2 separate regions of the Homo sapiens genome follow, and region 2 is linked to region 1. A link is an interaction called in ENCODE POLR2A ChIA-PET data of the cell type or tissue named here. Cell type or tissue: B cell. All regions are shown on one strand. Links, peaks and the distances in the headings refer to the core of each region. The heading gives the core; the rest is flanking DNA.

Region 1 (5,351 bases), core at 125-5,124:
ACAGCAAAAGGTTGAATTAATCGCCAGATAATTATGCTAAGCAGAAAAAAACAATCAAAAGTGTTATATACTATATGATTCATTTCTATAATATTCTTGAAATGGCTAAATTATAGAAATGTAGAACAGATTAGTGGTTACAAGTGGTTAAGAAGGTGGGTGGGGGCAGGAGGGAATTGGATGTGACTATAAAGGGCAGCAAACAAGAGGGATCCTTGTGGGGCAGAGATGTTCTGTATCTTAACTGTACCAGTGTCAACATCCTGGTTCACATCGTTCTATAGTTTTGCAAGATGTTATCACTGGGGGAAACTAGGTAAGGGGTACACAGGATCTCACTGTATAATTTGTTACAACCGTATGTGAATCTACAGTTATCTCTAAATTAAAACTTTAATTTTGAAAAAGTGAAGCAATTACTTAACCACTGGGGGAAAAATGAAATCATATCCCTATTTCAAACTTGACATCAAAACTAATTCCAGGAGTTTGAAGAGTTGAATATAAAAACAGCTCATATCTACCATATGTTGGGCAATTTCTACGTGCCAAGTATATTCATAGAATGGGAGAGTTCCCCAATCCCCTTGGAGAAATTGCAATAAGGGTGTGGCTCATTTGCTCGGGTCACCATGCACTGAAATGCCTTATGGGAGGGGTAGCATGCAGACGGGCAGGTGCAGGAGTCAGGGCAAGCGTTTTTGGGCTCTGGCCCCATGGTAGCATCTAAGGGTGTGTTACAATTAATATTCTTTTAGCAGTTGCCATCCACGGACAGCTGAGTGTTAAACCAGCTTAGCGGAGGGTCAGGGTGACAGCCTTTTACACCCTGCCCTCTGCCCTCTTGGTACTCGACTCCTTATCCAGCATCCAGAAAGAATCAGGTCACATGGACTTGAAGAATGGTGAATGTGAGGATTTTACTGAGTGATGGGGGTGGCTCTCAGTGGGATGGATGGGGAGCTGGAAAGGGGATGGAGTGGGAAGATAATCCTCCCCTGGAGTTTGGCTGTCCTGTGACCAATCTCCTCTCTGTTCCCAGCCGAACTCCTCTCGACATTCAGACGCTCTTTCTGTTCTTTCCTTCTCTGCTGTGCCACTCTGCCACTGTTTTGCTCCTTTGCTCTTCTGCTTGTGGAGCCTGGGGTTTGGGGTTTATATAGGTACAGGATGGGGGGGTGTGGCAGGCCAAAAGGCAACATTTGGACACAAAAACAGGAATGCCCATTCCCATTTAGGGCCACAGGTTTCCAGGCTTGAGGGTGGTGCCTTTGCCGAGGAACCACCCTCTTCTACCCAGTATTTCCCTGCCTCCTGTCCATGTCATTCATATATATTCTCATGTTATTCTTCCAAGAAATTTGTGATAGAGGTATTATTATCCACATTTTAACAAAGAGGAATATTAGTTCTTTTCCTAAATTTGCACATTAAAAAAGAAAAATCTACACATAAAAGAGAAATAATACACAGCAATGTGTTAACCTTGATTTGGATGAATAAGAGTCTAAGTGTTTTGAGATTTTTCTTCTGTAATTATTTATATGCACTGGGTTTTTCTATAATGAACATGCTTTCTTTTTAAAAAAAATTTTAAGATTATGCGAAAATAAAGGAAGGAATTTTTATCGGGGACAGGAACAAGTCAGTAGGAAGTATGGCTCACACAGCACAACACACAAACCCAGGTTAATATAAACTATGTTCTGATAATTGCATCTAATTACAAGGGAGAGCTAAGCACTAATAATGTTTAAGGTGGACGTTTTTAAAATAACAATTAGCAATTACAAAGGAGAAATTTGGCAACATTTGAGAAATGACTGAATGGAATAAATATAACATTTCTTAAAAGGTGATTTTATAATTACTAATTACTTTTGCTCCAATTTCAATCTACTTGGAAAAAAAAAAAAAGATGGGCAGTCCTGAAGCCACAGGACTGCTGTAGTTGTCCAGGCAAAGAGTAACCAGAACCTGAATTGGGGGATAGGAAGGAAGGGGCAGAGATCAGAAAAGTTAAGAAGGAAGTGAATAAGACTGGTGATTCATTAGCAATAAAGAACAATGGGCAGAGAAAAGCCAGAGTGTGATGTAAGAGACAAAAACAACATTGGCTAGTCTTGGTTTTGCCACAATCCAGTTGTAGATCCTCAGGACAGATATTTAATGCTCTCTTAGCTTTGTTTTCCTCATCCCTACAATGAATGTGTTCCTCTATAACTTCTCAGGTCCCTCCAAGATCTAACGTTTTGAGGCTGAGTGACCAGAATGATGAAGGTAACATGAACAGAAGTCCCACAGAGGAACCTGATCCCAATTTCTGGGATTTAGATGATTCTGTTGAAGCTGTTTGACCTTGGACAAATTACTTAACCCTTCTGTGTGTCCATTTCCATTATAAAATGGTAATAATAATAATAATACTGCCTACCTCGTAGAGTTGTCCTACATAAACCTATAGGGGGGTGCCTAGCATATCATTAAGTCTCAACAGATGTGAACAACCAACAAAAATGCCATCTGTTCTTAAAACTGATCACAACTATGCCTCACGGTTTCATCAGAGAGACTCTCTAGACAACAAAACTTTTGTCATAAAATCCAACTTTTATGACATCCCCTCATATATATTATAGGAGCAGATGTTGGATGTTTATAGAAATGTGACATGTAGGATTTTGAGTAGCTGAGTCACTAGACTTTCAGAGTTGAAGCCTTCAGATACTACGTCCTAGAGTGAGTGCTCGTTGTCACGTCCACTCTTCCTAGCCCAGCACCATCACATCCTAATATTTGTCATAGGTATTACCCCAAAGCAACAGAACATGAAGATCTGAGTCATTATGAAAAAATAAGTGTTGATCCAGCTGCCGTAACTGTCAGAAACAAACCACTCTGAGCACAACGGATGCCAGTGCACCAGATTGTGAGGGTGTGTGACTGACCTCCCAGTCAGTCCTTGGCTCCGTTGCCGTCACTTAAAGGATTTGCAACAAGAACATGGCGATATGGCACATTTATGCACGTATGTGCTTCCCTCCCTGCCCAAGCCTGTTCTCACCTGAATCTCATAATAGGGATGGCAGTTCAAATAACGTCTGCCAACCAAAAAAAAAAAAAATAGTAATTATTTGCCTGGGACTCCAGGAGGAAAACTAAGTACAAGAGTGTCAAACTTCAGGGGAGAGGATACCAGTGAAGAAACATTATTAGAACATATGTCTTGACACTAAAATTATAGGAAACATCTATGCAAAAGATGCAGAGAAATTTTTGCTATTATCATTTAAGATTCCATTGAGTGAATTTTGTAAAACTTGTGATTTCAGAGCCAACTTTCAATTTCAACTCACATAAAGCTGCATGAATCAGGCACTCTCTAGGTCACCATCTAGAACAATGCTAAGGGTACTTTCCAGTGTAAAGTCAGGGTAATTCTCTTCTATCCAGTTCCCTCAACTTCACTTTAATGGCCACCAAAATTGCTGGTATGGAAATTCCTATAATGTAAGGGGAAAATGGCGGTTAAATGATTATTCCTTTGTTTCTCTCTATAGTGGTAAAAATATTTTTGTTTTATCTCTGGCTTAACATTTTTTTCATCTTTGTCAACATTATATACTGACTAGGCAGAATGTTTATATCAAACCTTAGAGTCTCTGGTTTGCAGGTTCATAAATGAAGAAAGTGACTCTGTTTGTTTTTCCTGATCACCTGAACACAAAACAGCCCTATCAGCCTCAGGAGCTAAAACCCAACTATCATGAGCTCATCCCTTACACCTTGAACATTTGATCTTGTAACACATTGCAAGTTCTCATCATCTATCCTTTTGTCTACAGGCATTAGTAGAGATGATCTGTAGTTTTGGTTTTTTCCTTTTTTTTTTTTTTTTCTGCTGACAAAGCTGTGGAGAGGAGGGTGGGTGTTGAAGAAGCTGCTGAAGAAGCACTAGCAGTTTGTCCTTAAACTCAAAAATTTCAGTGGTGCCTACAGCTCTTCCAGTAATTTTTAAAGGGCCTATTTCCCTGAGTTAAATCCTTTTCTTCTTCAAATACCTGGAGGTATTTCTATTTCCAGTTCTGAACATAGACTGATAGTTAATACCATTGGTCTAGGACAATGACCCTTAGGGATGGTCCCGACACACCATTTACAAAGCGAATTGGTTTTTCTGAGGTATAAAAATACACATTGAAATTGGTTTTCTGGCTACCTTACTTTTACTAAGCTGAGTTCTTTTTATTGGTGTTTTTGTTATTCCTGCTCTCCTAATTATTGAAAAATCAGTGAATAAACATAAACAGCACAGCCAGGAATTCTTGGCTCATGCAAAGGGATTTTTCTTAATGCTCATTTTATCATCTACTAAATAATTGAAGGGATGATGATATTCATGAATCTTGGTGGGATCGTGGAAGCATTTGAATGAGAGCTATAAAACTAGTGATAAAATGTTTACTGATGGTATATAATTTGCCTAGACTTTACAGAACACCGCAAGTTGTCACTTTTCTATTATCACGACAGTTTCAAAAATAGGAAAATTGAAACTCAGAAAATTTTGGTCAAGGAAAACGGCAAGCAGCTAAACAAAAACTCAAACCTCGGATATTTGGTTCCAAACACCATGCCCTACTTTCTACCCCATACTACTCCTCTGTACATTAGAGATCAGTACATTAGAGATCAGACCTAAACATTTTAGGCAGTATTTATAGTGTACACACACACACACACACACACACACACACACACGTATGTATGTTTGTATATGTATCAAGAGGCACAAAACTCTTTTTTATCACTATTTTTCTTGATTTAAGAGGCACAAAACTCAACCTTGATTGTTCAGGGTCATTAGTTTTTAGCCATTTTTCTTATTAGAGTAAGTATTTTATAATATCAGGATATATTTTATCTTGATTCTAAATATATATATACACACACATTTTATACACATATATTTATATGTGTATATATATGTATATATGTGTGTGTGTGTATGTTCCTTAACCTCTGAGGTTTGGTTAAATACTGACCTTCACTTCTGGATTGCGAGGAGTATAGGTCATATTAAGGCTTAATGTTCCAATTCTATTTTTAAATTATCCGTTTATAAATTAAGCCACTTTAAGCCTGATGCTCATCCTCGTAGTTCTCTTTACAGCTCTCTCTCCTCTTTAAGTAATCAGTTTCTTCTCTTTCTCTTTTATGTCAAAAGCCTTCCTGAGATAATGAAGGTCAATTCTTTCTCCGTTAGGGATATCTCAAATCTCTCCAAGGGCTTCTTCAAATCTCTCCGAGGGCTTCATTTCCTATGCAGAGTGTGCTATCCTTAATCACTT
Region 2 (5,351 bases), core at 174-5,173, 170 kb after region 1:
TAAATGTGTGTGCATCTGTAGAATGAAATATTAGGCAGCCATTTTTTAAATGAGATAAATCTGGGTGTTTTACTCTGAAAAGAATTCCATGATAAATTGCTAAGTGAAGAGGAGAGAGAATGAATCATAGCCCAGTATTAGCCCGATTCCATTTATCACTATATAATAATAACTCCTATGTGTATTTGAACATATAAATAGGCGTGTCTCTATGCAATCATGAAAATGTTGGGAAGGACATACACCAACAGGATAGAGGCAGGGATGGAGAGGCAATGAGAAAGACAGAAACGTTCATTGATGACCTTTGAAAGAGCAGGGGTGGGGATAGGAATCAATGGGGTGGGAAAGTGGTGAGCTGTGAGTATGGGGTACTCGGGATTAATGATTAGGAAGATGGAGATGTAGCTTAAGAGGCAGACAGGGTGATACATAAGGTTTTGTTGGCTAGGATAGGAGAAATTTGAGTCTATCTGTATGCCAAAGAAAGGGAAAAAATACAAAAAACAAAAGCTGTAATAATTGAAAGAGCACAGTAGTAGTGGAGGCAGTAAGGAATGGAATCAAGACAGGGCGATCCTCCTTTCTCTGGGGTTGCAGAGGCTGAATGAAGTTAGCAGAAGCTTTACCAGGAGCTACAAGCAGATGGACCCTGTGAGGGATAGGCAAGGCCAGAGGCAGAGAGGGATGCAAATGGTGGTGTCAGAAATAAAAAAAAAAAAAAAAGGAAAACATTGGAAACTACTCTTGAATTGATTTAGGTGGGAAAAGATGGAAGACTTTGAGGAAGGAAAAGACATAAGACCTAAGTTCAGAGCCCAGCTGAGATCAAGTATTCATTTGTAATGAAGCAAGTTGCCATTTCCGGAGTGTCCAGCAGCCTGGGGGAGGAGAAGGAATCCAATGGGTTAGGGTCAGAATTAGAGGAGTTCCGGATTTAGTAACATTTAAAGAGCTGTCCAAGGGTCCCAAGCTGGGCAAGGAAAGCCCAAGCGATGCTGACAGCCTGAGAGAATATAAAGAACTGAACGTCTTCATAAGAGTTTTTTAAAAAAATAAAAGCAGATATTCCAGGGGTAAGGAAATGACAGAAGTGGCGAAAGAGCAAGTTGGAGCTACAAGGTGGGTTGTCCTAGTTCTTTGCAGAAGAAATTCAGGCTCTAAGGGCCAAGGTATAACCAAGGTGATGGGTGAGCGTTGTGCTGTTGGTTTGTCTCAGGAGACTCTTAAGTCCCATGAGGGCAGGGATTATGCAGCTCGCCTTCTTTACATCTCTAGGGCTGAGTGCAGTCCCTGGCACATAATAGACACACAGCAAACATTGGAGGGAACCAGCGGCTAGGGTAGGGTGGAAACTAAGATCTTGGTGTTGAGGCATTCAGGTATCTCTAAGGTGAGGATGCTGGACAGGTTTCACTGTTACAGTCACTGAGGGAAATCACAGGAGACCTAGGTAAAGAGAAGTATAGAGACTTGTATTAAAATGATCAAGAATTGTGGGAAAACTTCTGGTTTTAGTTGATATTAATTGGTAAGGAAAGAGGAAGTGACAAAAGCAGATGGTCTGACCAGTGTTTTGAGCCCAGATCCACCTGCCACAGAGTATGTAGGATATGTATTAAATCTGCACGTTTGGGGGCTCTGCCCTAGACCTGTCGTATCAGAATCTCTGGGGATAAAGCCTGGAAAACTGTATTTTTAACAGTTTCTTCACAGATATGTAGGCCCAGTCAATAAGGCTCAAAAACCACTGGTGTAGACTCTGATGTGGAGCTTCTTGGCCAAGTGTGGGAAGCAAATGGAAGCAAGGAGTTTGTTAGCTTCTTCTCCTGACCCAGCAAATTCAGGACAATGAGAAAGGAAACACTCCCAAAGCCTCTTAAAGAAAAGCTTTGAAAGAAGGAGCTTCTTTGTACCCATGAAAATACAAAGGGGGAAAAACTGGCTTCAGGAGGAAACCAGTTTTGGTTAAATCAAAGAAGTAGAAAGTACGTGATGGAAAATGCCTAGGCTGTTTTGAATGGCTGTTTCGAAAATGTCTACATGGATTCCTTCCATAGTTATCAAAAGACTCAGGTTATTTGCCCTTCTATTGAAGAGGGAGGTTTAGGTTTAGTCTCAATTACCATTCCATCAATGGAAATGGCAGAAAATACTGCTGAGTGTGTGCACGTGTCCATAGAGGAATTTGATAAAATATTTATACGTATGTATATTGTATGTACAGGCATACTTTATTTTACTGAGCTTCACAAATAATTGCATTTTTTTTTTTTTTTTTTACAAATTGAAGGTTTGTGGCAACCTTGAATCAAGCAAGTCTGTCAGTGCCATTTTTTCAACAACATGTGCTTATTCATGCCTCTGTGTCACATTTTGATAATTCTCAAAATACTTCAAAGCTTTTCATTATTATTGTGTTTGTTATGGAGATCCCTCATCAGTGATCTTCAATGTTACTATTGTAATTGTTTTGTGGTATAAGACCACACCCGTATAAGACTGTGAACTTAATTGATAAATATTGTATGTGTTCTGATTGCTCCACTGACCATTTCCTGTCTCACTCCCTCTCCTTGGGTCTCAATTAGGGCGATTAACAACCCTCCAGTGGCTTCTAAATGTTAAAATGCAAGGAGGACTCTCACATCTCACTTTAAGTCAAAGCCAGAAAGGGTTAAGCTCAGTGAGGAAGGAATGTGCAAGAGGCCTGGCTAGCTTTTGGTCTGTCTCAGTACAAGTTACCCAAGTTGTGAATGCAAAGGAAAATAACTTGAAAAAATTGAAAGTGCTACTTCAGTGAAGACATGAATGATAAGAAAGCAAAACTGCCTTATATCTGATATGGGGAAAGTTTGAGTGGTCTGGATAGAAGATCAAACCAGCTACAACATTTGCCAAAGCCAAATCCATAGCAAAGCAGTAACTCTCTTCAGTTCTGTGAAGACTAAGAGAGGTGACGAAGCTGCAGAAGAAAAGTGTGAAGCTAACAGAGGATGGGCCATACGGTTTCAGGAAAGAAGCCGTCTGCATAACATAAAAGTGCAAGATGCAGCAGGAAGTGCTGATGTAGAAGCTGCAGCAAGTTCTCCAGAAGATCTAGCTAAGATCACTGTTGAAGGTGGATACACTAAACAACAGATTTTCAATGTAGACAGAACAGCCTTATATTGGGAGAAGATATCATCTCAGACTTTCATAGCTAGAGAGAAGTCAGTGCCTGGCTTCAAAGCTTCAAGGGACAGGCTGACTTTCTTCTTAGGGGCTAAGCCAGTGTTCATTTACCATTCTGAAAATCCCAGGGCCCTTAAGCATTGTGGTAAATCTACTTTGTGCTCTAGAAATGGAACACAAAGCTGGGTGACAGCACATCTGTTTACACCAAGGTTTACTCAAGATTTTAGGCCCACTGTTGAGACCTACTTCTCAGAAAAAAGATTCCTTTCAAAATATTACTGCTCATTGACGGCACATCTAGTCACCCAAGAACTCTGATGGAGCTGTACAAGGAGGTGAATGTTGTTTTCATGCCTGCTAACACAACATCCATTCTGCAGCCCATGGATCAAGGAGTAATTCTGGCTTTCAAGTCTTATTATTTGAGAAATAATACATTTTGTAAGGCTGTAGTTGCCATACGTTCCTCTGATGGATCTGGGCAAAGTAAATTGAAAACCTTCTAGAAAGGATTCACCATTCTAGATACCATGAAGAACATTCATGATTCATGGGAGGAGGTCAGAATATCTGCATTAATAGGAGTTTGAAAGAAGTGATTGTAACGCTCATGGATGATTCTGAAGGGTTCAAGATTTCAAAGGAGGAAGTCACTGCATATGTTGGGGAAATAGCAAGAGAACGAGAATTAGAAGTGGAGCCTGCATATGTGATTGAACTGCTGAAATCTCATGATAAAACTTGAATGGATAAGGAGTTGCTTTTTAGGAGTGAGCAAATAAAGTGGTTTCTTGAGATGGAATCTACTCCTGGTGAAGATGCAGTGAACATTGTTAAAATGACAACAAAGGTTTTAGTTTGTTCCATAAACTTAATTGATAAAACAGTGGCAGGGTTTGAAGGGATTGACTCCAATTTTGAAAGAAGTTCTGCTGTGAGTAAAATGTTATTAAACAGTGTATTGGTCAGAGTTCTCTTAGAAGGACAGGAGTTTATTAAACATTAACTTATGATCACAAGGTCCCACAATAGGCTGTCTGCAAGCTCAGGAGCAAGGAGAGCCAGTCCAAGTCCCAAAACTGAAGAACCTGGAGTCCGATGTTTGAGGGCAGGAAGCATCCAGCATGGGAGAAAGATGTAAGCTGGGAAGCTAGGCCTGTCTCTCCTTTTCATGTTGTTCTGCCTGCTTTATATTCACTAGAAGCTGATTAGATTGTGCCCACCAGATGAAGGGTGGATTTGTCTTCCCCAGCCCACTGACTCAAATGTTAATGTCTTTTGGCAACACCCACAGAGACACACCCAGGATTAATACTTTGTATCCCTCAATTTAATCAAGTTGACACTTAGTATTAACCATCACAAACAGCATTGCATGCTACAGAGAAATCCTTCATGAAAGGAAAAGTCCATCATTGTGGCATACTTCATTGGTATCTTCATTTAAGAAAATGCCAGTCACTCCAGCCTTCAGCAGCCATCACCTTGATCTATCAGTAGCCATCCACACGAAGGCAAGGCCCTCCACCAGCAAAAAAGGTTATGACTTGCTGAAGTCTCAGATAACCATTAGTGTTTTTTTTAGCAATAAAGCATTTTTTAATTAAGGCATGCACATTTTTTAGATAATGCTATTGCATACTTAATAGACTACAGTCTAGTGTAATCATAACTTTTATATGCACTGGGAAGCCAAAAAATTTGTATCACTTGCTTTATTGTGGTTGTCTGGAACCAAAAAATCAATATATCTCCGAGGTATGCCTGTATGTTTATTTCAAGACTAAAATAAAGAAACTTCTTGTAAGGAGTTTTCTTGCCCACAATTAAGTCATCTTCACAATGTCCTTTCATTTTGGACCGCTTTCAAAATATTGTTTTTAGCATTAGAACCACACCAACTTAAAGCTTGGATATATTTCTGCAACTACAGGGATAATGGGAACTTTGTGCTTTCAATGGTTTTCTCCAAGGATGCCTTTGTCCTGGAGTCAGATAAGAGAGTTGCAGGCTGGCTTTCAGATACTGGAAATCTTACAGATGGTAGCAAGAAAAGTGATATGGGAGGAGGAAGTTGAATTGTCATGAAGCATCAAGAGAGCACTTTGGGAATGATGGAGGGTCTGAGAGTCAGCTGGGATGAGGAGTGTATCAGTCCAGCTGGCTGCATGAAG

The links. ChIA-PET counts read pairs that join two places held together with the same protein. Peaks named below come from ENCODE experiments on the same cell type or tissue, not always from the same donor. Only the 100,000 strongest peaks of a DNase experiment are listed, where the experiment ranks them.
Region 2: POLR2A ChIA-PET joins it to region 1 with 7 read pairs; 3 of 35 experiments call an interaction of 5 or more read pairs at or near these places.

What each region holds. Positions count from the first base shown.
Region 1 is chr6:105,456,789-105,462,139 of GRCh38, reverse strand. LOC105377921 (a long non-coding RNA gene) reads right to left here. Exons shown (of 2, transcript XR_942832.3): 1 at 5,046-5,351. Among named protein-coding and RNA genes, the nearest start is that of PREP, 56 kb to the right of the region's middle. RefSeq lists enhancers at 2,594-2,653, 2,664-2,933. In B cell, for the core only: no CTCF peak of the experiment used is centred there; no DNase peak of the experiment used is centred there; H3K4me3 peaks cover 581 bases; H3K27me3 peaks cover 321 bases.
Region 2 is chr6:105,290,533-105,295,883 of GRCh38, reverse strand. All of the region lies in intron 10 of PREP (prolyl endopeptidase), which reads left to right. Among named protein-coding and RNA genes, the nearest start is that of PREP-AS1, 14 kb to the right of the region's middle. In B cell, for the core only: no CTCF peak of the experiment used is centred there; no DNase peak of the experiment used is centred there.